Linked DNA regions of Homo sapiens: region 2 is linked to region 1. A link is a loop called in an ENCODE intact Hi-C map of the cell type or tissue named here. Cell type or tissue: prostate gland. All regions are shown on one strand. Links, peaks and the distances in the headings refer to the core of each region. The heading gives the core; the rest is flanking DNA.

Region 1 (11,832 bases), core at 1-8,000:
TAAGATGGGGCAGATGTGGGCCAGGCGCGGTGGCTCACCCCTGTAATCCCAGCACTTTGGGAGGCCGAGGCGGGTGGATCACGAGGTCAGGAGATTGAGACCATCCTGGCTAACATGGTGAAACCCCATCTCTACTAAAAATACAAAAATTAGCCGGGTGTGATGGCACACTCCTGTAGTCCCAGCTACTGGGGAGGCTGAGGCAGGAGAATCGCTTGAACCCAGGAGGAGGAGCTTGCAGTAAGCCAAGATCACGTCACTACACTCCAGCCTGGGTGACAGAGCGAGACTCCGTCTCAAAAAAACAAAAAAAAAAAAAAAAAAGAAAGGGGAGATGCTCCAGCTGGAGTGCCCCCCACCCCCGCCAACCGCCGCCACCCCTGTTTTCCTCCTGCCTCTGGCTGCTGCCCCTCTGCGCCTGGGTCCTGCCCACTCCTCTCCTCCTTCTACCCCCTCAGTCACCTCAGCCACTCCCACAATGGAAACACCCTCCAGGAGCTGCTGACTTCACCTCTGCCCAGAGCTCCTGGGTGCCTGGCCCTCGGCAGAGCAAGACAGCATTCCGGCATCTGGCCGTCCAGACCTCCTCCCCAAGTCTCCATCACAGCCTTGGCAGCACCGTCCGTCCCCGCATTGCCCCGCCCCGCCCCTTGGCCCTGCTCCTCAAAATGGCCGCCAACTGAGCGCTTCTCCCCTTCCTCTTTGCTACTCCCCAGCTCCTCCTCGGCCGGGAGAGGCAGAGTGGCAGGGATTAGACTGCACAGGTTTGAGAATCAGCTCCACGGTCATTCACTGTGCCCTCAAGTAAATTACCTTCATCGGTTTCTCCCACTGGAAAAGAGACATTAAAAATACCTCACGGTGTTGTGAGAAAGAAGGTCAACATACAGAAAGCACGGGACTAAGCCTTCAAGAGCTGTTTCTACCCCTCGGCACTGCAGATACCGCAGATGGTGGGGGATCAGATAATTCTCTGGGGGGGCCCGTACTGGGCACTGCAGGGTGCTGAGCAGCATCCCTGGCCTCCACCCACTCCCTGCCAGGAGCACTACAGCCCAATCCTAACAAGCAAAAATGTCTCTGGACACTGCCAGTGTCGCCTGGGAGACACCTTCCTCTTTAGCACTCACCTTGATTGGCACTTCTTTCGGGAAGCCTTCCTGGATGCTCTCTGGGTAGATTAGGGTCACTTAGACCCAACTTCCCCTACCATACTTTATAGTCATTGTTTGCAAATCTGTCTTTCCCATAAGCTCTGCGAGTGAGTAGCTATCATTTGCCTTGTTGAAATGGACTTCCCAAATCTATCACCGGGCATGCTCAGCAAATATTGAGGGTGTGAGGGAGTGAGGAGGGCCTCCCAGAGAAGGCGTTTTTTACGGTGATGTTGGGAAGGAAGGTGCTGTGCCATGGAGGAGAGAAAAATATCCAGAGGAGTGACAAGGAATTCCAAAGAAACTGGAATTCAGGCAGGAGGCCACCAGAGGTTTTTGATGTAATCAAAGCTGGGCTTTAGAAAGATGTATTCGGGCAGGGTGGATTCACAGGAAGAAACAGAAGCAGGGGGGTCAATTAGGTGCTTGTTAAAATCGTACAAGTGAGGGGGAGAGTTGTGGCTGTGGGGTGGAGCAGGGGCACACAGGAGCCCTGTGGAGATCAAATTGGTGAGTTATACCCGATTTGGTTTGTTTTTTGTGTGTGTGGTTTGGTGTTTTGTTTTGTTTTGCTTTGCTTTGTTTGAGACAGAGTCTTGCTGTTGCCCAGGCTGGAGTGCAGTGGCACAATCTCAGCTCACTGCAACCTCCACCTCCTGGGTTTAATCGATTCTCCCCCTCAGCCTCCTGAGTAGCTGGGATTACAGGAGTGTGTCACCGTGCCTGGCTAATTTTTGTATTTTTAATAGAGATAGGATGTTACCATGTTGGCCAGACTGGTCTCAAACTCCTGACTTCAGGTGATCCGCTCACCTCAGCCTCCCAAAGTGCTGGGATTACAGGCATGAGCCATTGCGCTTGGCTTTTTTTTTCTCTTTCTTTTTCTAATGAACCAGGATAAAAATCTAACTAAAACATCAGGAGTGATGGTGTAATAAGGATAAATATAGCTTTGCAAAATTTTCATTTCAGTGTATGTGTGAGTGCACATATACACATGCATTTATGGTATTGGGCTGCAATGTAAAATGCATATGCATAGGTCTCCAAAGCCACAGTATCATATATGCATGAGTATACGTGCACTCACACAGAGGCTCTCAGGAGGGCTGAGAGTTGTTCTCAGCTTATTGTGAGATCATGGGCCCCTCCTGGAATCCTGTCATGGACATTTTGTGGGGTTTTGCTGTCCAGCATCCATCCTGCCTTCTTTTGGAATAACACCCTGATTCTCTTGGAAGAGTGACCGTCCTTTTGTGGCTTTAAATACTGTCTCTGTGTGGGTGGCTCTCACATATTGAGTGAGGCGGTTCCAGGTGGGAAGGGAGCAAATGAGCTCAGTGTGTTGGGGGTGGGGGGAGCAGTGAGGAGGCTGGTGTCATGGGCACAGAGTGAATGGCAGGGCAGGAGGTTGAGGAAGGCTGCAGAGTCATGGGATGGGGGCTTCCTAGGTCCCGGGGAGGAGCTGGGATTCCACTGGCTGCCTCCACTTGGATGTCTCAAATGGCATCTCATACCACTGGCTGGGCACACAGAGCCCAATATGTATTTGTTGCTCAATAAATATTTGATGGAAGGGCCAGGCACGGTGCCTCAAGCCTGTCATCCCAGCACTTTGGGAGGCCAAGGCAGGCAGATCACCTGAGGTCAGGAGTTCAAGTCTAGCCTGGCCAACATGGTGAAACCCCCTTCTCTACTAAAAATACAAAAATTAGTTGGACATGGTGGCGGTGCCTATAAATCCCAGCTCCTTAGGAGGCTGAGGCAGTAGAATCGCTTGAATCCGGGAGGCAGAGGTTGCAGTGAGCCAAGATCGTACCACTGCACTCCAGCCTGGGCAACAGAGTGAGATTCCGTCTCAAAAAAAAAAAAGAAAGAAAATATTTATGGAGGAATGAATTTGATTGGGGGTGAGCACAAATTAACGTACCGTACCCTGCTGACCCCATCCAACACTTTCTCCTTAGACTCTGAACCCTGCGTTGAAGGGTGAGACTGAAAGCAGTCAAAGATCAGGCATCCTGGGGGAGACACCCGGCGCATTGTCCTCAGTGATTTTTGCTTCTAAGACCTGTTGAAACTGCTGGTTGCTTCTCCTTTCTTTTTGATCTCATGAATATCCTCATAACCTTCCAGTAAATTCCCCCTTGGCTTACATCTTCCAGAACTGCTTTCGGGGGGTTGCAATCAGTCTCCAAACAGGTACACCCTCAGCACCCAGGAATTTTCTAGCCAGTCTCAGAAGGGGATTCTCAGACCTCGTGAAGCCCTCCCGAGGTGACAGCCCCAGTTTTCAAGGTGGGGCATCCATACGGCTTGGCAACAGCAGCAGCAGGCTGGGAGCGAGGTGCAACTAAGACTCCCTACCTCCACTTCCACGACCTGGCTCATGGAAGACACCAGAACCCCAGCAGATGCGGAGCTTACCGGTAAGTTTAGTTTCCCAGAAGGTAGCCAACTGCCCTTTTTCCTGGAGTTGTTTTGATTCCTCTCAAGTCTCTGCTGCCCCCCAGTGGTCACTCTGTGACACAGCGTTTTCCTTTTCACAGGGGACACAAAGTTGGATTTTGCCCAGAAGCCTGGCTGATTTGTTTACTTATTTGCAACGATGCATGATAAGAAAGATCAAAAACAAGTGAGTGAGTGAGCTAATTTCCTTCCTTCCCTTCTCCTCCTCCCCTTCTCTTCCTCGAATATTTCCTATTTGTTTACAAAGGCCCAAAATATCCCCCCAACATAACAATGGGAAAAAGTCACCTGGCAGATACCATTTAAAGCAAGCGATTGGACGGGCGCGGTGGCTCACGTCTGTAATCTCAACACTTTGGGAGGCCAAGGCAGGCAGATCACTTGAGGTCACAAGTTCAAGACCAGCCTGGCCAACATGGTGAAACTCCATCTCTACTAATAATACAAAAATTGGCCTGGCGTGGTGGTGCGCACCTGTAGTCCCAGCTACTCAGGAGGCTGATGCATGAGAATCGCTTGAACCTGGTAGGCAGAGGTTGCAGTGAGCCAAGATTGCACCATTGCACTCCAGCCTGGGCAACAGTGAGAGACTCTGTCTCAAAAAAAAAAAAAAAAAAAAAAAGGTATAAATCGCCATCATGTGCCCTTGCTAGGATGCATTGACACAGACACACATCGCTTCTGCGTAATCCCTGCCAAAAACACTTAACCTGAGTTTCACTGTGAGGAAACATCAAACAAACCCAAAGTTAAGGGGCATTCTACCAAATGATTGGGCAGTACTCGTTAGAAATGTCGTTGTCAAGAAAAGGTATATAAAAAATGGAGGAAATGATCCAGACTAAAGGAAACTAAGGAGAAATACCTACATGCAAGACAGGATCCAGGACTAAATCCTGGAACAGAAAAGGGACACTAGAGCTGAACAGAGGAAATGTGAATAAGGCTTGCACATTAGTGAATAGTACTGTATCAGTGCGAATGTCCTGATTTTGATCAGGATGTGAATATCTGAGGAAGCTGATGGAGGCTATATGGAACTCTTTGTACTATTTTTGCAACTTTTTTTAAGTCTGAATTTATTTCAAATGTATTTATTGTAAAATTTAATTTATTTAATTTAAAATAAAGAGGCTGGGTGCCGCGACTCATGCCTGTAATCCCAGCACTTTGGGCGGGCAGATCACTTGAGGTCAGGAGTTCGAGACCAGCCTGGCCAAGGTGGGCAGATCACTTTAGGTCAGGAGTTCAAGACCAGCGTGACCAACATAGTGAAACCCAGTCTCTACTAAAAATACAAAAATTAGCCGGGCGTGGTGGCGGGCACCTGTAATCCCAGCTACTCGGGATACTGAGGCAGGAGAATTGCTTGAACCCGGGAGGTGGAGGTTGCAGTGAGCAGAGATTATGCCACTGCACTCCAGCCTGGGTGACAGAGGGAGACTCCATCTCAACAAAAGAAGGAGGAGGAGGAGGAGGAGGAGGAGGAGAAAAAGCAGAGTTGATCAGGAGATAGGAATGTGTCACCGAGCAAAGTGAAGGCTTGGGAACCCGGCTGTGGCACTCTGGGCTCTCCACCTCTCAGCACGGCTGACCTGGTTGCAGATCAGGTCATGTGAAGGAGAATGTGGCCCTACCCCATGTTAACAGGATCCAGCCCAGCTTTCTTCCAGAGAGAAGCAATTCCAGTCCCAAATCCCTGGCTGATGTGCCTAGTTTGGGTCAGGGGTTCCTGCCATCATGGGCAAGGGGCCACCATTGGTCACATCCGACATCCTGTTGTCAGGAACTTGAGGCCGTGGGTTGAGGGAGAACGGGGAAGGCAGATGAACTAATAACGCATTCATGATGAAGTCCCTCCAACCCCACCTGGCTCCAAGCTCCTTAAGGGCAGGAATTATACTTGATTGATCTCTGGGTACTCAACCTCAGTGTGGGCTGGGCACAGAGCAGGCACTGAAGCACTGCCCCAGGAGTTAAAGAAACCTATGACTAATAGAAATTCCTGAGTTTGCTGGATAAGAAAAGAAACAACTTACTGAAACTCCCTCTGCTTGTAAGATAACAAAACTGGCTGAAGTCAGTTGGAACAATATGGCGGACTGGAGTTTGCACAGAACGAGCTTGCTGATGTCATAGCCTCAATTTCTACCGCATGGTTTAGACTAATGCCCCCCGAACTTGCACATGCGCTCCATGAGGGATGAAGAGATAACTGCGCATGCCAGAGGACTTTCCAGACTTCCTATTCCTTTCTACCAGTCACCTACCTACTAATGCCACAGTCTACCCCCTACACCTCTTCTAATAAAGGTATTGACTGCCTTAGGGTGGGCGTGGTGTCTCAGGCCTACAATCCCAGCCCTTTGGGAGGCAGAGGGAAGAGGATTGCTCGATGCCAAGAGTTTGAGACCAGCCTGGGCAACATAGCCAGACCCCATCTCCACACACGCAAAAAGTATGGTCTTAAAGCTAGCACGGGGAGACAGCTTTGAGTTGGACTCCCATCTGCTTGTTAGTCAACTTGCAATAAAAAGCTTTTCTCACAAACCCATGTCCTAGCATTGGCTCCTAGCGCGTCAGACAGCAAAGCTCCTTTTGCTCCATAAAAACACATGCTGGCTCCCTGCCCATGATGGGAAGATGAAAACTTAATTGCAGCTGTGAAGACCCCTTTTCCTGAAGCCCAGCTGCAGAAGCCATCGTCCTCTTTGGCTGCAGAGGAGAGAGGGACATAAGTCTTCAGAGCTCAGCCTGGGTTCAGAGGCTCCTCAGAGACCTGTATCCTGGTGAGCCAAGGAGGAAGCTGACAGCACAGAGGCCAATCAGCAGTTAAGGGCAAGTCATTTGAAGCCCTCCCATTTCCTGCCTCCAACCCCTGCAATTAGGAGAAAACCCTAACTCCTCACTGCAGCCTCCAAGGCCCTGCACGCTCCCTCCCTGAGCTCATCTCCACCACCTCTCTTTTTGGTCACTCGGCTCTAGCCACACCGAGCTCCTTACCATGTGAAATTATTCCCTCAGCTGGGCGTGGTGGCTCACGCCTGTAATCCCAGCACTTTGGGAGGCTGAGGCAGGAGGATCACTTGAGGTCAGGAGTTTGAGACCAGCCTGGCCAACATGGTGAAACCCCGTCTCTACTAAAAATACAAACATTAGCTGGGCATGGTGGTAGGCGCCTGTAATCCCAGCTACTCGGGAGGCTGAGGCAGGAGAATCGCTTGAACCCGGGAGGCAGAGGTTGCAGCGAGCCGAGATCCTGCCACTGCACTCCAGCTTGGGAGACACAGTGAGACTCCATCTCAAAACAAACAAGCAAACAAAAAGTATTCCCTCTTTCTGTCACTGTGTCATAGCATGCTGTTTTATTTTCTTTGTAGCACCCATCACTATCTCAAATTATTTTGCTTACCTGTCTACTGTTAGTCTCCCCACAAAAGGCTGCAAATCTCCGTGAAGTCAGGGCCTGTCTAGTTCATCCCGGGAATCCAACATGTGCCTGATGCCTCATAGGTGTGGTGGATACATACTACTGTGTAATGAACATCCCTAAAGCTTAGTGGCTGATAATGGCAATTCTTTATCTTTCGTAGTTTCTGTGGGTGAGGAATGGGAAGGGCTAGGCTGGGTGGTTCTGACGGGGCTCAGGGTCTCTCATGCAATTACAGTCAGCGGCTGCCGCAGGAGCTGTTGGGGTTTGGCTGGGCATCTCTTGGCCAGGGCCTTGCCATGAGATCTGTGTTTCAGCTTCCTTACAGCATGGCAGCCGCAGGGCAGTTGGACTGCTCACATGGTGGCCAAAAGCTTTCAGAGAGACTGTTCCAGCAATGCTGCAGAAGCTGCATCTCTGTCCGTTATGTCCTAGCGTCGTCAGTTACACGGTGTCATTTCCTGTGTGCTCTATTGATCAGCAAGCCCACCTACATTCAAGGGAAGGGAGCTGCACCCTCCTCTCTTGCTGGGAAAAGGGTCAACGAATTTGGGGCCATATTTTAAAGCTACCACAGTAGGCAACTGACAAATATTTGTGTAAGTGAATGTTGACTAAGTTAATTTGCTACGAGAGGCCAGATGAGGAAAGCTGGCAGCCATCAACACTTGGAGGAGGCTTGCGAAACCACTGGAAACGTCCTTGGCTCATCAGCCTGACAGGTTTTGCGTGTCTCAGTGTCCCCTGAAAAGCCACGACTGGATTCTATTTAGCAAGTGATGACATGGTGCTGCGAGTTTCCCAAAGTGTGGGATGAATGTGGTGTGTGACATGACTTTAGGCGACATGTAGACATGGCGTTAAACGACAATGAATAACATAGATTATGTTAGCCCGTTTTCAATTCTCTTTCACTCCTTCTCATCACATCAGGAAGGAAGTTTCCGCCAAGTGCTGAAGCCTCTTCAATAACGCTCTAATACTTTGCTAATCTCCCTTTGTATCAAAGAAAAAGCAGGCCCAACACCTTGGCAGGCGACAGTATCTACTTTGAATGTGAAAACATTGTTTCATTTTCATGTTTGCTTTTACAATGGTCTACTCATGGCTTAGTGGTTTTCCATTTTAAACGGTGATACGAAGTATCTGTTTAATGTAAATTTAAACCAAAAGAAAAGTATCGGCCGGGCGCGGTGGCTCATGCCTGTAATCCCAGCACTTTGGGAGGCCGAGGCGGGCGGATCACGAGGTCAGGAGATCGAGACCATCCCGGCTAAAACGGTGAAACCCTGTCTCTACTAAAAATACAAAAAATTAGCCGGGCGTAGTGGCGGGCGCCTGTAGTCCCAGCTACTTGGGAGGCTGAGGCAGGAGAATGGCGTGAACCCGGGAGGCGGAGCTTGCAGTGAGCCGAGATCCCGCCACTGCACTCCAGCCTGGGCGACAGAGCGAGACTCCGTCTCAAAAAAAAAAAAAAAAAAAAAAAGAAAAGTATCAAGTTCATGAAAGGTCACACCGTGCAGATATGGTAAAGGCTGAGAAGACCTACCCAAGAGAAGTTTGGGGAAACCTGAAAATAATGAAACCAACACCCCAGGAATGACAGATGACCTGAATTCTACACACTGTGGGTGACCAGGGGGACTGACATTCGAGCTACTCTTAGAGAATTTCTTTCTTTGGTTTTTTTCGAGACGCAGTCTCACTCTGTTGCCCAGGCTGGAATGCAGCGGCGTGATCTCAGCTCACTCCAGCCACCGTCTCCCGCACTCAAGCAATCCTCCCACCTCAGCCTCCTGAGTAGCTGGGACTACAGGTGTGTGCCACCACGCCTGGCTAATTTTTTCTATTTTTGGCAGAGACAGGGTTTTGCCATGTTGCCCACTCAGGCTGGTCTTGAACTCCTGGGCTCATGTGATCTGCCTGCCTCAGCCTCCCGAAGTGCTGGGATTACAGGTGTGAAGTTTCAAATTAACCGTTTTCTTTAGAGACAAGGTCACAATCCGTAGCCCAGCCTGGAGTGCAGTCGTGCCATCCTACCTCACTGCAGCCTGCAACGCCTGGGCTCAAGCCATCCTCCCACTTCATCCTCCTGAGTAGCTGGGGACTACACGTGAACACCACCACAACTAGCTAATTTTTTGCAGAGACAGGATCTCACCATGTTGCCCAGACTGGTCTTGAACTCCTGGGCTCAAGCAATCTGCCCACTTCAGCCTCCCAAAGTGATGGGATTACAGGTGTAAGCCACCACGCCTGGCCATATTGTGTATTTTTTTTTTTTTTTTTTTTGAGACAGTCTCACTCTGTCGCCCAGGCTGGAGTGCAATGGTGTGATCTTGGCTCACTGCAACCTCCGCCTCCTGGGTTCAAGCAATTCTCCTGCCTCAGTCTCCCAAGTAGCTGGGATTACAGACGTGTACCACCACACCTGGCTAATTTCTTATTTTTTTAGTACAGACGGGGTTTCACCATGTTGGTCAGGCTGGTCTTGAACTCCTGACCTCAAGTATTCACCCGCCTTGGCCTCCCAAAGTCCTGGGATTACAGGCGTGAGCTACCGCACCCAGCCCAGATTGTGTATTTCTAATAAGCTTCCAGGTCATGCTGATGCTGCTGGTGTGGGGACACACTGAGAAAGTAGCAGGTTTTTGTTGTTGTTGTTGTTGTTGAGACAGAGTCTCATCTGTTGCCCAGGCTGGAGTGCAGTGGTGCGATCTCAGCTCGCTGAAACCTCCACCTCTCGGGTTCGAGTGATTCTCCTGCCTCAGCCTCCCGAGTAGCTGGATTGCAGGCGCCTGCCACCACACCCGGCTAATTTTTTGTATTTTTAGTAGAGACGGGGCTTCACTGTGCTGGCCAGGCTGATTTTGAACTCCTGATCTCGTGATCCACCTGCCTCAGCCTCACAAAGTGCTGGGATTACAGGCGTGAGCCACCGCGCCCGGCTGAAAGTCAGGTTCTTGAAAAAAATCTGGTGTGTGGCCGGGCACAGTGGCTCACACCTGTAATCCCAACACTTTGGGAGGTCGAGGTGGGTGGATCACTTGAGGTCAGGAGTTCGAAACCAGCCTGGCCAACATGGTGAAACCCAGTCTCTACTGAAAATACAAAGATTAGCCAGGCATGGTGGTGAGCGCCTGTAATCCCAGCTACTGGGGACGCTAAGGCAGGAGAATCGCTTGAACCCGGGAGGCAGAGGTTGCAGTGAGCTGAGATCGCGCCACTGCACTCCAGCCTGGGCAACAAAGCGAGACTCTGCCTCAAAAGAAAAAAAAAAAAAAAAAAAAGAATCTGGTGTGCTACTACTGCGCATGTCCTCCCAACTCTGGTGCTAGTGACATCCCATTAGTAACAATATAGGCCATGGCTGAAGGATTCACACCCAGAAAATCAGCAGACGCTACAAAACAGGGTTCAATTTGTTTTATTAATTGTCTTGTGGTCTTAAGAAAGTGATAGAAAAATAAGTAAAATTTACAATAAACTATATACACACACATAAATACATACTAACGAATACATTCTCTTCCAGAGAAGCTGCTGTTAAATATTTACCACATCCCACTGGCTGTTCAGAAAAGTTTAACAACCATGTAAATACATGTGTCCTGGATTAGGAACTGGCAAACTTTTTCTGTAAAGACACAAACAGTAAATGCTTTAAGTTTTGTTGGCCAAAAAGTTTCTGTTAAAAAAAAAAATTAGCTCTAATGTCACAGCTCAAAAGTAGCCAGAGACAATATATAAATGAGTAAGCATTGGCTGTTTTCAAATAAAACTTTATTTACAGACACTGAAATGTAAATTTCACACCATTTTCACATCAATAGATATTCTTCTTTTGGTATTTTTTTTCCCAACCAGCTAAAAATGTAAAAAAATCGGCAGGCGCGGTGGCTCATGCCTGTAATCCCAGCACTTTGGGAAGCCAAGGTGGGCAGAGCACCTGAGGTCAGAAGTTCGAGAGCAGCCTGGCCAACATGGTGAAACCCTGTCTCCACAAAAAAACACAAAAACTAGCTGGGTATAGTAGTACACAGCTGTAATGCCAGCTACTCAGAAGGCTGAGGCAGGAGAATCACTTCAACCCGGGAGGCGGAGGTTGTAGTGAGTCGAAATTGTACCACTGCACTCCAGCGTGGGCAACAGAGTTAGATTCCAAAATAAATAAAAGAAAGGGAAGGGAAGGAAAGGGAGGGAGGGAACAAGGGGAGGGAGGGAGGAACCATTTTTAGCTCATAGACTATATCTGGCCCACAGATTGTAGTACTCCTCGCTCTCTTTTAGATCATACTCAAAAAGGTGCAGAGCTGGGACTCCAACCTAGGTAAGACCTGAAACACAAGGTCCCAGGCAGAGAGACGACCAAGTGCAAAGACCCTTAGGTTGGAATGAGCTTGTGCTCCAAGGATGGAAAGACCCACGCGGCTGAACAGCAATGAGCAAGGGGGAACAAAGCAGGGCATGGGAGCCAAGTTCAGGGGACTTCATAAACCTGAATACAAGGTTTAGGATATTCCAAGTTCAGCTGAGAGCCCTCTGGAAGCACTGAGTGGCCTTGATATTTCCATTTTCAGTCTATGTGTATATATATATATATACACACACACACATATATATGCACACGTGTATGTATATATCTGTGTGTATATATATAGATAAAAACAAAGTATATATGTGTATATATATGGGGGAGGTTCTTGCTGTGTCCCTAGGATGGTGGCAGTGGCACTGTCACAGCTCACTGCAGCCTCAACCTCCTGGGCTCAAGTGATC
Region 2 (16,695 bases), core at 4,363-12,362, 140 kb before region 1:
CAATGTAGTAAGACCCCGTCTCTACAGAAAAATTTAAAAAATTAGCCGGGCGTGGTGGTGCGCAAGTGTAACCACAGCTAGTAGGGAGGCTGAGGTGGGGGGATTGTTTGAGCCCAGGAGTTCCAGGCTGCAGTGAGCTGTGATGGTACCATGGCACTCCAGCCAGGCCTACAGAGCAAGACCTTGTCTCAAAACAAAAAAGACAAAACAGTGCCAGGTGCAGCACATACTAGATGCTCAGTAAATAAAGATGTAGCAACAGAATCTTGTGCTGTGCCAGGAGAAAAGGACAAGGAGTGTTCCTTTGTCTCCAGGGCCTTTTGTGTGTGTGTGTGAGAGAGAGAGAGAGACGGAGTTTGGCTCTTGTTGCCCAGACTGGAGTGCAATAGCGTGATCTTGGCTCACTGCAACCTCTGCCTCCCGGGTTCAAGCGATTCTCCTGCCTCAGCCTCCCAAGTAGCTGAGGTTACAGGCATGCACCACCACTCCCGACTAATTTTCTGTATTTTTAGTAGAGATGGGTTTTCACCATGTTGGCCAGGCTGGTCTCCACCTCGTGGCCTCAGGTGATCCACCCGCCTCAACCTTCCATGGTGCTGGGATTACAGGTGTAGCCACCGCACCTGGCCACCAGGGCCTTCTTAATGTTTCACAAATATCTACTCTGCAGAGCACCTGGGCAGCTGTGCCAGGACAGCCAGTGTCCACCAATGTCCATTCAGCCCTTCTTCCCCAGAGCTCTCACCTAAAGAGAGAGAATGTTTCCCAGGCCCCCTGACTGCATGGCGTGTCCATGTGACTACATCCTGCCCTGTGGGATGTGGGCATAAGTGGTGGGGGCCATGCCTGGTCATGCCTATAAAGGAAAGGAGGTGACACCCTTCCCCAACCCCCCATCCAGTAGAATCCTGGGATCAGGAGCAGCCTCCTTGGACAGGGGTGAAGCTGGAGGGGAGGGAGCAGGTCAAGAGGTCCCCAACAGGAGGGAAGGGACCTCTGTCTCTAAAGACAGTTGAGCCACTTTGCTGGTGCCAGACAGATTTATGCAAGTTGCACACACGCTCGCTCGCTCGCTCAGACACTCTCACGTGCACAGGTACTCACACACAAACAGACCTTCCCATGGGCACACAATCACAAGCACACTCACATACACTCACACTCATAACATGCTCCCACAATCACACCTGTTCACACAATTCAAATACTTTCATACAGACACAAACTGGCAGGCACGCACACACACACATGCGCACACACAGTCACATGTACTATCAGACACATGATTACATGCATGCACACTCATCCACAGTCATGCACATATGCAGTCACACACGTGCCTCATTATAGAGACATCCCATTTCGTACACATGTACACTGTCAGACACACAATGTGTGACAGTCACACAGTCACATTGCTCAGGCCCTCATACGCACAATTACATGCACACACACATATGGACACACATGGTCACACACACCCTCATACAGACACACAATTACACACCCACACTCACACATTCACATACATATGCACACACTTGCTCACACTCTCACCCTCGTACAGACACAATTATATATATGCATTCCCACACTCACACATATATGGACATGCGTGGTCACACAGCCTCGTACGGACACACAATTACACACACTCCCACACTCCTACACTCACATACATATGTGGGCGCTGCCAGCCAACCTCCAAGACACATACATATGCACACACATGCTCACACTCTCACACACCCTCATACAGACACACAATTACACACACATATGCACGCACGTGCTCACACACACCCTCATATGGACACATGACTACATATATTCATTCCCACACACGTATATGCACACACATGGTTACACAGCCTCATACAGACACACAATTATATACGCACACCCACTCACATATGCACACACATTCTCACACTCACACACCCTCATACAGACACACAATTATATACGCAAACCCACTCACATATGCACACACATTCTCACTCACACACCCTCATACACACACAATTATATACGCACACCCATTCACATATGCACACACATTCTCACACTCACACACCCTCATACAGACACACAGTTACATACACTCACACACGTATGCACTGATAGACACCTAATTATACACATAATCATAATCTCACACACACACTCCTGTGTGCCCTCATGCAGACAAATACACACAGGCACACACACCCTCATGCAGATACAGTCACATATACAGTCACATGTCCTCACACCTGCACACACTTGCACACCCCACATCCTCACACACCCTCAGATACCCAATTACATATATACACTCGCACACACATGCACACACTTGCTCAGACTCACACACAACCTCATACACACAGTTACATACACACATACATTATGACACACATATGCACTCATATACACTCTCATACAGACACACACAGACACATACACATACTCCCAAAGATATGCACACACACCCTCATGCTGACACACGGTTGCACATACAGTCACCATACATTCACACACACATACTCGTACAGACACAGTTACATACACACACAGTATGGCACACACTTACACATATGCACTCACATACACCTTCATATAGATGCACAATCACACGTGCACTTAATTCACACAGGCACACATACACAGTTACATACAGTATGACACACACGTATACACTCACATACACCTTCATATAGACGCACAGTCACACATGTGCACATAATTACACGCATGCACATGTACACAGTTACATAGAGTATGACACACACATATGCACTCACACCTTCATAGAGACACATAATCACATACACACACACCCTCTCACCGTGGAAAAGTAAATCTCCTTGGAGAAAATCTGTCCATAGCTATCCCAGACAAGTTTCAGCAAGGATGAGGACGCTGCTGTGCTACCCAGATCTTTTCAGTGATGAAAGATGTGTGCCCCAGCCTCTAGGAATGTTGCTGGAAGCAGACCTCTGCTGTCCACCCCTTCAGGTCAGCATCTGCCAAATGGCACGTCCTCATCCAGGGTCTTGTTCCCTTCCCCGGGCCACCAACATCTGTATGGAGGCATAAAATCTCGGGCCCCTCTCCCCAAATCTCAGGACAACTCAGGGACCATCCCAGCTACAGAGCTGGGGGCAGCTGGACTTCTCATGCTCTCTCTCTCTCTCTGTGTCTCTCTGTCTCCCCCAATCCTGTTTGTTTCCCTTCCCTTCCCTTTCCCTTCCACCAGTATCCATCCCAAGGGTGGGTCCCCTCTAAACAAACCTTTTGCAAGCTCAGTTCCTCTCATCTGCTTCCTAATAAGCTCTCTGCAACAAAAGCAGTCGTTGTATGCCACTAAAATCCCTCCACTTACCTTCTCTTACCTTTATCCCACCTGCCCCAGGTAACATAATAACGTGGACTCTCATCCCCACACCCCCTCCCCTGAGGACTCTGAGCTGACCACTCTCCCAGAGTCTTGGCTGTTAGTCTTTGAGCTCGACTCCCCACTCCCTTCCACGGGTTCTTCCTACACAGACCCGAAGCTGAGCCTGTCTGGGCAGCTGAGGACACTTCCTCCACACAGAGGGATGAAGTTCATTCCAGGCCATGGCTCACATTTTAATGGAGAAAGAACTGAAGATAGAAATGGCATTGCATAAAGGCAACAGCTGCGGAAAGAGAAGCATTCATTTGGCAACATTCATCTCCTAATCCAGCAGACCCCAGGAGACTCTCTCTTCCCCCAGAGCCAAGGGCAAAGTGAACTCAAGGGTAACTCTGTAAAAGAATCCAGGTGTTTACACTGGAAATGGGGAAGGGGGGACTCAGCTGGCAGTGTGAGTCACCTGTGCGTCCTCCACTGGTGCCTCTCTGGGCAAGGGGGCGGTTGGATCCTCACTACTTGGCTGGTTCTAGGATCCTCCACTGGGGCACCTGCTTTCACCTCATGTGCCATCTTGTCTTAAGAGTCAAGAACAGTGGGAGCTCTCAGCCAACCTCCAAGACACCCAATTAACCAACTCATCCATGAACCCAAGGTCTATCCCCCACAGAGGATGCATGGTCGCTGGTTCATACGGAAACCTTGCAGGGTTGCTCTGAAATGTACATGCATCCACTTCCATACCAGGCTCGCTGTGTGCTCACTGAGTGCAAGCTGTGTATTCCCAAACCTGTTTATGCCAGTTGTGCTTCTTATTCTAACAACTATATTTTATTTTATTTTATTTTATTATTCTATTTTCTTTTCTTTTATTTTTAATTTTATTTTTTGAGACAGAGTCTCGCTCTGTTGCCCAGGCTGGAGTGCAATGGCGCCATCACGGCTCACTGCAACCTCTGCCTCCCAGGTTCAAGTGATTCTCCTGCCTCAGCCTCCCGAGTAGCTGGGATTACAGGCGCCAACCACCACACCAGGCTAATTTTTGTATGTTTAGTAGAGACGGGGTTTCACTATGTTGGCCAGGCTAGCCTCGAACTCCTGACCTCAGGTGATCCACCCACCTCGGCCTCCCAAAGTGGTGGGATTACAGGCATGAGCCACCGCGCCAGACCCTAACAACATAATTTGATCAAATATTATACGCCTCAATGTAATACAGCAGCAAAAAAAAAAAAAGTCATTGTTTCTAAGTCTCAAAAGTCCAGCTGATAAAAGAGTGATGAATTACGCATGGACGAGGTGACTTACTAACTCAGGGAAAAAATTGGAAATTGACCCTGTCCAATATAGTAGCTACAAGCCTATGTGAGTATTTAAATTAAAATTTTTATGACTATACACTTAAAAATGGTTAAGGTAGTAAGTTTAGTGTTATACGTATTTTGCCATATTAAAAATAAAAATAGAGCTGGGTGTGGTGGCTCACACCTGTCATCCCAGCACTTTGGGAGGCAGAGGTGGGAGTTCAAGTAAGGAGTTCGAGACCAGCCTGGCCAACATGGTGAAACCCCATCTTTACCAAAAATACAAAAAAATTAGTTGGGCATGGTGGCAAGTACCTGTAATCCCAACTACTCGGGAGGCTGAGGCAGGAAAATTGCTTGAACCTGGGAGGCAGAGGCTGCAGTGAGCCGAGATCGAGCCACTGCATTCCAGCCTGGGCAACAGAGCAAGACTCTGTCTCAAAAAAAAAAAAAAAAACTTAATAAAATATATTCACATATCCAATGGATTACTCATGGGAGGAATTTCAACACCCCTCTTTTGTTTACTGCTTTATTTATTTAGACAAAGTCTTGCTCTGTCACCCAGGCTAGAGTGCAATGGTACGATCTCAGCTCACTGCAACCTCCACCTCTTGGGTACAAGCAATTCTCCTGTCTCAGCTTCCCAAGTAGCTGGGGTTACAGGCATGCATCACCATGCCAAGCTAATTGTTGTATTTTTAGTAGAGACGAGGTTTCATCATGTTGGCCAGGCTGGTCTCAAACTTCTGACCTCAAGCGATCCACCTGCCCCGGCCTCCCAAAGTGCTAGGATTACAGGCGTGAGCCATTGCACCCAATCCAAAGGTTTCTCTTGGGACCAGCCTCCCTCCAACATGACTCCACAGTTCTGGTATCCTTATCATTTCTGTTTCTGGCCCCCTCTCCATCAGTAAGCAGCATTCACTGCCTGGGTGGGTGGAGGAGGTCAGAATGAATTGAACAGAAGCAGGGAAGAAAGACTGACTTGAGGCCGGGCGTGGTGGCTCGCGCCTGTTATCCCAGCACTTTGGGAGGCTGAGTTGGGTGGATCATGAGGTCAGGAGTTCAAGACCAGCCTGGCGAACATGGTGAAACCCTGTCTCTACTAAAAATGCAAAAATTAGCCGGGCGTGGTGACGTGTGCCTGTAGTCCCAGCTACTTGGGAGGCTGAGGCAGGAGAATTGCTTGAACCCAGCAGGTGGAGGTTGCAGTGAGCCGAGATCACGCCACTGCACTCCAGCCTGGGCGACAGAGCGAGAATCCATCTCAGAAAAAAAAAAAAAAAAAAAAAGCTCCAACAACATGAGATACAGAGTCAAAGCCTCATATGTAACTGTTACAAACCAAACTGGATCAATTTGCCTATATGCAAGGGAACATCAACCAGCAAAGCACTATGTTTTTGCAGTGAGAAAGGTTTAATGTGAGCCAATTGGCAAGAAAATGGGAGAAAACACTCAAATCTGTCTCTTTGAACTGGGAGTTGGGGCAGGTTTTATAGTCACAGGGTAATGAGGCATTATCTGATTGGCTCTTGCGATGGTGTGATGCCAGGGCTCGAGCTGATTGGATACTGGATCATTGCCATGTGGCGTCTGTTTCTTAATTCAATTCTGCTCCTTTGTCTGAGCACTTAGGTTCCACCTGTGGTTGACTTTTTAGCTCATCTGGACATGTTCTGATTATGTAGCTTGCAACCTGGGGTCCATGGCAACTGGAAGACAACTCACAACTTTGTTACATAAAAATTGAACTGGATTGGTCCGATATTATTACATAATGAACTCTCACCGTTGGGTGAGGTCAAATTGCTATAATAGGTATTTGTCTTTTTCTCATTCTTTTTCACAGCTGTATAGTATTCTATTTCACAGCTGGGATACTATACAGCTGTAAAAAAGAATTAGATGACATATCTATAATATATCCCTCATAGATAACATAGCTACGATATAGCCCTTTCTCATTCTTTTTCACAGCTGTATAGTATTCCAGCATGCAAGAAATTACTCAAAAACTTAGCAGCTTAAAACATTGATAATCACTCATCATCTCTCGTGGTTTTTGTAGGTCAGAAATTCAGACAGGGCACATCTGGGACAGCTTGAAGTCATGATGTGCTGGAGCTGGCATGTATCAACCGCATGAGTCAGAGCCAATTGCATGCATCTCTTCTCAGCTTCACATTCAGTGGTATCACATCTGTACCTTGAAATCAGCCACAGTGGGAGTATTTACACCACAGGAATTGGCAAACACTGCAAATCAGCGCCCCATGCCACTCAAGAGCCAGTTATTAAATATTTATCAGAACATAACTGCTTTAAAGAATTATTTAAAATTCTCAACAATATAAAGGGACATTTTATTATTAAATCCTTAGGGATGGTCCCACCAAAATCCCATATACAGTAATATTAGCAGACTCCAAATGTACTTAGATTTGCTAAAATTCTCAAATGCATTTTTTTTTTAGAGACAGAATCTCACTCCATTGCCCAGGCCCAGTGGTGTGATCATAGCTCAGTGTAGCCTTGAATTCCTGGGCTCAAGCAATCCTCCCACCTCAGCCTCCTGAGTAGCTAGAACTACAGGTGTGCACCACCATGCGGGGCTTATTATTTTATTTTTTTGTAGAGGTAGAGTTGTCCAGCCTGGTCTGGAACTCCTGGCCTCAAGTGAGCCTCCTGCCTCAGCCTCCAAAGTGTTGAGATTGCAGCCATGAACCATGACAGCCAGCCTCAAATGCTTTTCCAATAACACACAGACACAAGCCCTGAAATTTATATCATTGAGTTACTGAATACATATATGTGCCTGGATTTCCCTAGCAAAAATTGGGAAGAAAACATTTACTTTCCTTTTCCAGGCAGGGTGAGTTAAATGGTATGTCTGCAGCTGCGTTGCCAGGGGTCCGTGGCTTTTCAAAAGTGGGTGTCCCTACTGGCAAAAGTGGATACGGGGGTCTGCATGTTCCGTGGCAGCTTCCAGGAAGAATGAGAAGTGGATAAGAGTGGATGGTGCAGGTCTAGAAGCAAGAAAGGTCTGAACTAAATTGGTTGTCACTTGCTGTATAAGTGAGCCAAAGACAGTGTCTTTCTATCAGCCCTATCTCATTTATTTCTTTACAGCAGGCAGGCAGGGACCTCTCAGCTCAAAGCCCACCAGCACCAAGCTCAAATTCTCACACAATCCATTGCTATAAATATTGCACAAATAAGCATATGTTTAGTCATTTAGAGCCCACCTGCTTTGCATACCCCATAAAATTGCACCCAACAACACCTATTAATCACAGAGAAGAAAAATCTTACAGCCATAAGAAACCCCAAATTATTGTTGCCTTTCAGAGTTCTATGATGCAGACTCTCCCCACCTTGCTACTCAATGACATCACCTAGACACTTAAGCCCTGCCTCTAACTCTCCTCTGTCCCAGGAGTTCCTCTGGAAGGAGTCCTGCTGGAAGGGACATTCCCCGCATGCAAACCTATCTAAGTGCCGTGCAGTAAAGCTTGTTATGCAATACTGCCATCTTATGGTCCTGTTTTGTTTTGTTTTTTTTGAGCTGCCCCATCAGGAATCAATGATGTCATAAGTCATGGCTCCTGAAATTGCAATTTTCTTGTGTGTGTGTGTGTGTGTGTGTAAGCAAAATTAGGCCAGGCATGGTGGCTCACACCTGTAATTCCAGCATTTTGGAAGGCCAACACGGGGGGATCGCTTGAGGTCAAGAGTTTGAGGCCAGCCTGAGCAACATAGTGAGACCTCATCTCTCCTAAAAATTTGAAAATTAACGCGATGTGGTGACACGTACCTGTAGTCCCAGCTACTTGGGAGGCTGAAGCGGGAAGATTGTTTGATCCCAGGAGTTTGAGGTTGCAGTGAGCTGTGATTGCACCACTGCACTCTAGCCTGGGCAACAGAGAGAGACCCTATCTCAGTTTAAAAAATAAAATACAATAAGTTTTAACGAATTAATTTTTGTTATGTCTTGTGGTCTTTAAATGACACACATTTGACAGAATGCAGTGGACATTGACAGTACCAAGTAACACTGCTATGGCCGAGAACAGGAGTGGCCAGGTGGCATCTGAAAAGCTCTAGTTCCTTGGTGTGTCATCTACAGCCATGAGCAGCCTCATCCAAGGCTCCTGTCGGGGTGGCCAGTATGGAGTGAGGTCTGGAGGTGTGTCTTTGATCCCTACGTCTGACACTCGCTGTCCACCACGAACATCCTGTGTCACTGTGGATCCAGGTACTGGAAGATACTGAAGGAGTCCATGTTCCAGGTGCCAAGGTAAGGCCATGAAGCCAAGGTGCAGTTCTTGGAGAAGACCAGAAGGGGGCTCCTGGTAGCTGCAGCTCCAGATAAAGCCTCCAAGTCCCCATCTTCACGTGTATCAGATTCTTCTGTCAATTTGCAGCTGGTATGCTCTTTTAGCAGGGATCAAGCCAGCAACTGGATGACTCCTCCAACAATGCATGCAAATTAGAGCATCATTATCATTTGAAGTGCCTGATGGGAAAACACTCAACTGGATTCAAAAAGCCATTTACATCATTACAACAATTTTTGAAACTTATATTTGTTAATGAATAAAGAAGTTGGGGTCCTTAGACATAATTTCACCTGTTATAATTTTTTAAAGGCTTGTAGAAAATGGTTTGAAGTTTCTTACCACTTGCTTGTGCACGTGACGTTTCTTGCCAATTGTGTCTATTAAAAATTTGAGGGGCCGGGCACAGTGGCTCATGCCTGTAATCCCAACACTTTGGGAGGCCGAGGTAGGCAGATCACCCAAGGTCAGGAGTTCAAGACCAACATGGCGAACATGGTGAAACCCTGTCTCTACTAAAAATACAAAAATTAGACGGGAGTGGTGATGGATGCCTGTAATCCCAGCTACTCGGTAGGCTGAAGCAGGAGAATCACTTGAAACTGGGAGGCAGAGGTTGCAGTGAGCCAAGATCTCACCACTGCACTCCAGCCTGGAAGACAGAGCAAGACTCTGTCTCAAAAAAAATTTTTTTTAAAAAATATTAGAAGCAAACCAAATGTCTGTCAACAAAAGAATAAACCTATAAATAGTGATATATTTTTATAATGAAATACCACTCAGATTTTTTTTAAAAGAATGAACAACTGATGCATTCAACAATATGAATGAACTTCACAGATATAATATGCTAAAGAAGCCAGAAAAGGCCAGGCGCGGTGGCTGACGCCTGTAATCCCAGCACTTTGGGAGGTTGAGGCAGGTGGATCACTTGAGGTCAGGAGTTCAAGACAAGCCTTGCCAACATGGTGAAACTCCATCTCTACTAAAAATACAAAAAATTAGCTGGGCATGGTGGTGTGCACCTGTAGTCCCAGCTACTTGGGAGGCTGAGGCAGGAGAATCGCTTGAACCAGGAGATGGTGATTGCAGTGAGCCAAGATCGCGCCCCTGCACTCCAGCCTGGGTGACTTGTCTAAAAAATTAAAATAAAAGAGTAAGCAAAATACACGTGGTGGTAGAAGTCAGAAAAATGGGGTAGAGGTATTAACTGGAAAAGGACAAGAGAGAACCTTCTGGGGAGAAGGAAATGTTCCATACCTTGATCCAGGTGCTGGTGGTAAGGATTCACACACACACACACACACACACACACACACACACACACACACACACACACGTAAAAAGTCACACATATGTAAACAATTAAGAATTATGCACTTTGACATCTGTAAGTTACATCTCAATTTGTTTTTGTTTTGTTTTGTTTTGAGACAGGGTGTCACTCTGTTGTTTAGAATGGAGTGCAGTGGCACAATTGTCGTTCACTACAGCCTCAACCTCCCTCAGCTCAGGTGATCCTCCCACCTCAGCCTCCCAAAGTCTGGGATTACGGGCATGAGCCACAGTGCCCAGCCTCCTGTGTCTATTAAAACAGTCATAATAATAAAAGCGGTACAGTTCACACAGTGATGTCCTTAAAATAATGCAGATGAAGCCAATGTCGTTTATAAAGATGGGAACTAGTCGCAAAGCCCCCACTGTCCCTTTCGTTAGATTGCCTTGCCAAGTTGTAAGGTAAATCTTTGTATCAATCCTGAAAAGTTGGTAACATTCAGGCACAGAACCTAGACCAGTCAACGCACTATGTTACCGTTACAGCTTAGTCGTAATTAAGCTAAACATTGAACATTCTCTTTTTTGAGTTCTTATTATTTTGAGACAGGGTCTTGCTCTGTTGCCTATCATACAATGGCCCAATCTCCGCTCACTACAATCTCAACCTCCCCAGGCTCAAGCAATTCTTTCACCTCAGCCTCCCAGATAGCTGAGACTATAGGTCCGCATCGCCATGCCCAGTTGATTTGATTGATTGATTGATTGATTGATTGATTGATTGAGATGGAATCTTGCTGTGTCACCCAGGCTGGAGAGCAGTGGTGCAATCTCAGTGCACTGCAACCTCTGCCTCCTGGATTCAAGCGATTCTCCTGCCGCAGCCTCCCGAGTAGCTGGGATTACAGGCGCCTGCCAGCACGCCTGGCTAATTTTTGTATTTTTAGTAGAGACAGGGTTTCACCATGTTGGCCAGGCTGGTCTCAAACTCCTGGCCTCAAGTGATCCACCCGCCTCAGCCTCCCAAAGTACTGGGATTACAAGTGTGAGCCACTGTGCCCAGCCTGATTTTATTTATGTTTTTGTAGAGATGAAGTCTCGCTTTGTTGGCCAGACTGGTCTCAAACTCCTGGCCTCAAACGATCGTCCTGCCTTGGTCTCCCAGAGTGCGGGTATTACAGGCAGGAGCCACTGTGCCCGCCCAGAATTGAACATTTTTATCTCTATTTTCATAAAGAAGGCAGCTAGTATGCTTGACAGCTTCTGTTACTGAAATTTTTTGTTTCTCTGTTTTTTATAAACCTCTTTCCTTCTCATTCCTCACCGTTTTTTTTTTTTTTTTTTTTTTTTTTCCTGAGACAGGATCTTGCTCTGTCGCCCAGGCTTGAGTGCACTGGCACGATCTCAGCTCACTGCAGCCTCCACCTCCCGAGTTCAAGAGATTTTTGTGCCTCAGCCTCCCGAGTAGATGGGATTAACAGGCGCCGCCACCACACGGGCTAATTTTTTTTTTTTTTTTTGAGATGGAGTCTCACTCTGCTGCCCAGGCTGGAGTGCAGTGGCGCCATCTCAGCTCACTGCAAGCTCTGCCTCCCGGGTTCACGCCATTCTCCTGCCTCAGCCTCCAGAGTAACTGGGACTACAGGCGCCCACCGCCACACCCGGCTAATTTTTTGTATTTTTAGTACAGACAGGGTTTCACCATGTTTGCCAGGATGGTCTTGGTCTCCTGACCTCGTGATCCACCCGCCTCAGCTTCCCAAAGTGCTGGGATTACAGGCGTGAGTCACCATGCCCGGCCTAATTTTTTGTTTTTAGTAGAGATGGGGTTTTTGCCATGTTGGCTAGGCTGGTCTCGAACTCCTGACCTCAAGTGATTCACCCACCTGGGCCTCCCAAAGTGCTGGGATTACAAGCGTGAGCCACCATGCCCGGTTACCCCTTTTATTTTCTCTCCAAATTCTTTTTTCCTCCTTCTATTTCTCTTTTTCCTCTTTCCTTTCCTTCTTCCTTGCCTTTGAAGTTAATATGGAACACGGGCATGCACAGCCATTCTATCCTTCTGCTTCCCGGTTGCCTAGAAGTGGCTAATACCTTTGGCTGAAAAAAAAAATTATTTTTTCTTTTAAATGTGCTTGGTGTGTATTCAGCTTGCCCCTTCGATGGCTGTTCGGGGTCACAGGTATTTGCTATGGAAATGATTCCGTGTTCCAGAGAAATGTGGCAGCGGATGGCCAGAAAGCCGCGAGACAAATAAAAGATCTCTGCGGTACTCAGGTGCTTTTTACACAAAATCCGCTATTCAGAAGCCCCATCATTATGGAAATTGTCCTTTTATGCTACTCTTGAAAGGATCAGATGCTCAGACTCAGGTTTGTACCAAGTAAGAGGCTGTTAAAACTACGCATCAGTGCGTGAATGGCCTGTAAAGTTCTAATAGAGCTGGTTAATTAACAGTCATCAGTTAAATAAAAACAATCAATTAGGGAGAAGCTCGTCTGGGAGAAAAAAAAATAGTTTTAACAATCACCAAGGGTAAATTCTCTCAAGCAGACCTGGAAATGTCCCAGGAAGGAGGCAGTTTTTGTACCGTTCTCATACCCAAACTCGTTTTCACTGGCCCTGTGGTTTTACTAATTCTTTCCTTGTAAGCGTGCTGTCTAAATGTTTTTGTTTGAGGCAGGGAAGGGTGGCTCATGATTGTAATCTCAGAACTTTGGGAGGCTGAGGCCAGAGGATAACTTGAGCGCAGGAGTTTGAGACCAGCCTGGGCAGGATGGCAATACCTCGTCTCTTAAAATTTTTTTTTTTTTAAATTAGCTGGGTTTGGTGGTGGCAGGTGCCTGTAGTCCCAGCTACTCTGGAGGCTGAGGTGGGAGGATCCCTTGAACCCAGGAGTTTGAGGCTGCAGTGAGCTGTGACCATACCACTGTACTCCAGCCTGGGTGACAGAGCCAGACCTCATCTTTAAAATAAATGAATAAATAAATAAATAATTTTGTTTGATTTTATTTTGTATTTTAGCAGAAAAATATCTTTTTATTTTATCATGCCGTTCGAGTTCTATGGCAAAAAAAAGATTGAAAAATAATATCTGTGCTTGGTAAACACACATAAAAACAATGCAGACAGACTCAACAACATGAAAGGTTCTTCGATGAAAGTTAAGCCTCCCTTCTACTGTTATGTATATCCGTAGTGTATTTTTTTATCTTTCCAGAAATAATATCTGCATATACAAGCATGCTGCAAAAGGGCGCAGAGGAGGCATGGTACAGGGTGGAGGTGAAGAACTCAGATTTTAGAGACGTGCTGCTTGGGCTCGAATCCCAACTTTGCAATTTGCTAGCCAGCTCTGTAAGTGTGGACAAGTGACTGACCCCTTCTGTACCCCAGTGTGGTGGGGCAGCCCCTACATGGGCCCCCAGGGCCCCCATTGTCTCCTGTTCACACCCTTATCTAATCCTTCCCTTGAATGTGGGATGGAGTCTTGCTCTGTCGCCCAGGCTGGAATGCAGTGGCGTGACAATCTCAGCTCACCGCAATCTCCGCCTCCCAGGTTCAAGCCATTCTCCTGCCTCAGCCTCCCAAGTAGCTGGGATTACAGGCGTGCGCCACCACACCTAGCTAATTTTTGTATTTTTAGTAGAGACTGGTCAGGCTAGTCTAGAAGTCCTGACCTCAAGTGATCCGCCCACCTCGGCCTCCCAAAGTGTTGGGATTACAGGCGTGAGCCACTGCATCCAGTCTCACTGACTTACTTCTTTTTTTTTTTTTTGAGATGGAGTCTCACTCTGTCACCCAGCCTGGAGTGCAGTGGCATGATCTTGGCTCACTGCAACCTCCGCCTCCTGGGTTCAAGCAATTCTGTGGCTCAGACTCCCGAGTAGCTGGTATTACAGGTACCCACCACCACGCTTGGCTAATTTTTGTATTTTTAGTAGAGACGGGGTTTCACCATCTTTGCCAGGCTGATCTTGAACTCCTGACCTCATGATCCACCCGCCTTGGCCTCCCAAAGTGCTGGGATTACAGGCGTGAGCCACCGTGCCTGGCCTACTCACTGACTTACTTCTGACAAATAAGTCAGAAGTGATAGGATGTCACTCCTGATATTGGGCTATAAAAAGACTGTGGTTTCTGTCTTGAGTGCCTAGGGGAAGCCAGCTGCCAGGTCCTAGCTGCCATGTCACAAGGACACTCAAGCATGTTGTTGAAAAGCTTACATGGTAAGGAAATGAAATCTCTAGCCAATAGCTCTTGAGCTGGCACTCAAGCCTGCTGGCAACCATGTGAGTGAGCTTAGAAGTGAATCCTCTCCCATAGGGAGTTGCTGTTCAACAGGTATGAAGTTTCAGCTATATGAGAGGAATAAGTTCTAAGATATGCAGCACAATATTATGCCTAGAGTTAATAATACCGTGCTGTGCACATCAAAATGTAAGAGGCTACATCTCATGTTAAGTGTTCTTACAAGAAAGAAAAAGAGAAAGAAAGAAGAAAAAGGGGAGAGAGAAAGAAGAAAGAAAGAAAAAGAAGAAAGAGAAAAAAGAAAGAAGAAAGAAGAAAGAAGAGAAAGAAAGAGAGAGAGAAAGGGGTGGAAGGAAGGAGGGAGAAGGGGACAGAGAAAGGTAAGGAAGGAAGAAAGAGTGAATAGGCCAGGTGTGGTGATTCATACTCATAATCCCAATACTTTCAAAGGCTGAGGTGGGAGGATTACTTGAGCCCAGAAATTTGAGACCAGCCTGGGCAACATAAGGAGACCCCATCTCTACAAAACATGAAAAAAATTGCAGGGCACGGTGGCATGCCCTTGTGGTCCCAGCTACTCAGGAGGCTTAGGTGGGAGGATCACTTGAGCCTGGGAGGTCAAGGCTGCAGTGAGCCATGGTCACACCGCTGCACAGCAGCCTGGGAGACAGAGCAAGACCCTGTCTCAAAAGAGAAAGAAGGGAAGAGGAGAGGAGAGGAGAAGAGAGGAGAGGAATGGAGAGGAGAGGAGAGGGAGGGAGGGAGGAAGGAAGGAAGGAAGAAGGAATGGAGGGAAGGAGGGAGGGAGGGAAAGGAGGGAGGGAGGGAAAGAAGGGAGGGAGGGAAGGAAGGAAAGAAGGGAGGGAAGGAGGGAGGGAGGAAGGGAGGGAGGAAAGAAAGGGAAAGGAAGGGAAGGGAGGAAGGGAGGGAGGAAGTAAGGAAGGAAGGAAGGAAGGAAGGAAAGAAGAATAATTTTCCCAGTTGAGCCTTCAGATGAGCCTGCAGCCCCAGCTGACAGTTTGGCCACAATCTCCTGAGAGACATGGAGCCAGAACCACTCAGCTAAACTGCACCCAGATTCCTGACCCACAAAAACTATGTGAGATCATGAATGCTTGTTTTAAGCTACTGATCTTTGGGGTAATTTGTTACACAGCAGTAGATAGTGAATACATTCAGTTCCCTTATATGTAAATGGGACTAATAATGCAAAAATTATCATGAAGATAAAATGAGTTCTTATGGCAAAATGATGGAGAAACTATTAAGCACATAGTAAACAATAAATGTTTGTATATTGACTTTAAAGGGTAACAGATATAGATAGATATCTACTATAAGACATACACACACACACACACACACACACACACACACACTGTAGGTAGACATATACTTTATTTTATTTTTATTTTTATTTTTAATTTATTTTTATTTATTTTTTTGAGGCAAGGTCTTGCTCGTCACCCAGGTTGGAGTGCAGTGACGCCATCTTGGCTCACTGCAACCTCCACCTCCCAGGTTCAAGCAATCCTCCTGCCTCAGCCTCCCAAGTAGCTGGAGTACAGGCATGCACCACCATTTCTGGGGTAATTTTTGTATTTTTTAGTAGAGACAGGGTTTCCCCATGTTGGCCAGGCTGATTTCAAACTCCTGGCCTGAAGTGATCCACCTGCCTTGGCCTCCCAAAGTGCTGGGATTACAGGCATGAACCACCATGCCTGGCTGGTAGATATACACTTTAAAGGTTACTACTTTAAAAGGTACTACTTTAAAGGGTACTCTTTTTAAATAAATATCTTTCTTTAAAAACACAAATAGGAGTGCACTGTGAACACTGTACTGCATTTACTTTTTTTGTTTAATAAGTAGATTGTAGCCATTCTCCTATACTGCTCGGATAGTTGCATCTTATTCTTTTTCATTGCTGCATAATATTTCATTGTTTAGCTGAATGCTGCTTTGGGTAATCAGTGCTTTATTGTAGGCTGTTTAGGGTGTTTCCAGGTTTTTGTCATCCACTTTTTCTCAATGCCTCATCTTAAATTATGTTTTTTACTCACAGACTATTTGAGGTGACAGAGACCCATCCTTGGAATCATTTGATGCTGGGGTTTCAAATCGGTGATTCTGGGCATGCAAA

Evidence for each region. A loop is a pair of places that touch in the nucleus more often than their neighbours do. Peaks named below come from ENCODE experiments on the same cell type or tissue, not always from the same donor. Only the 100,000 strongest peaks of a DNase experiment are listed, where the experiment ranks them.
Region 2: it touches region 1 in a loop (2.6-fold over the local background); 37 of 110 quality-filtered maps call a loop at or near these places.

What each region holds. Positions count from the first base shown.
Region 1 is chr19:5,979,360-5,991,191 of GRCh38, reverse strand. All of the region lies in intron 1 of RANBP3-DT (RANBP3 divergent transcript), which reads right to left. Among named protein-coding and RNA genes, the nearest start is that of RANBP3-DT, 6.9 kb to the right of the region's middle. In prostate gland, for the core only: a CTCF peak has its summit at 3,675 (motif pointing left); DNase peaks (open chromatin) are centred at 678 and 3,651; H3K27ac peaks cover 1,828 bases.
Region 2 is chr19:6,118,044-6,134,738 of GRCh38, reverse strand. LOC105372255 (a long non-coding RNA gene) reads left to right here. Exons shown (of 4, transcript NR_187772.1): 4 at 6,758-9,313. Among named protein-coding and RNA genes, the nearest start is that of ACSBG2, 9.3 kb to the left of the region's middle. RefSeq lists an enhancer at 1-108 and a silencer at 8,907-9,201. In prostate gland, for the core only: a CTCF peak has its summit at 9,022 (motif pointing right); a DNase peak (open chromatin) is centred at 9,008.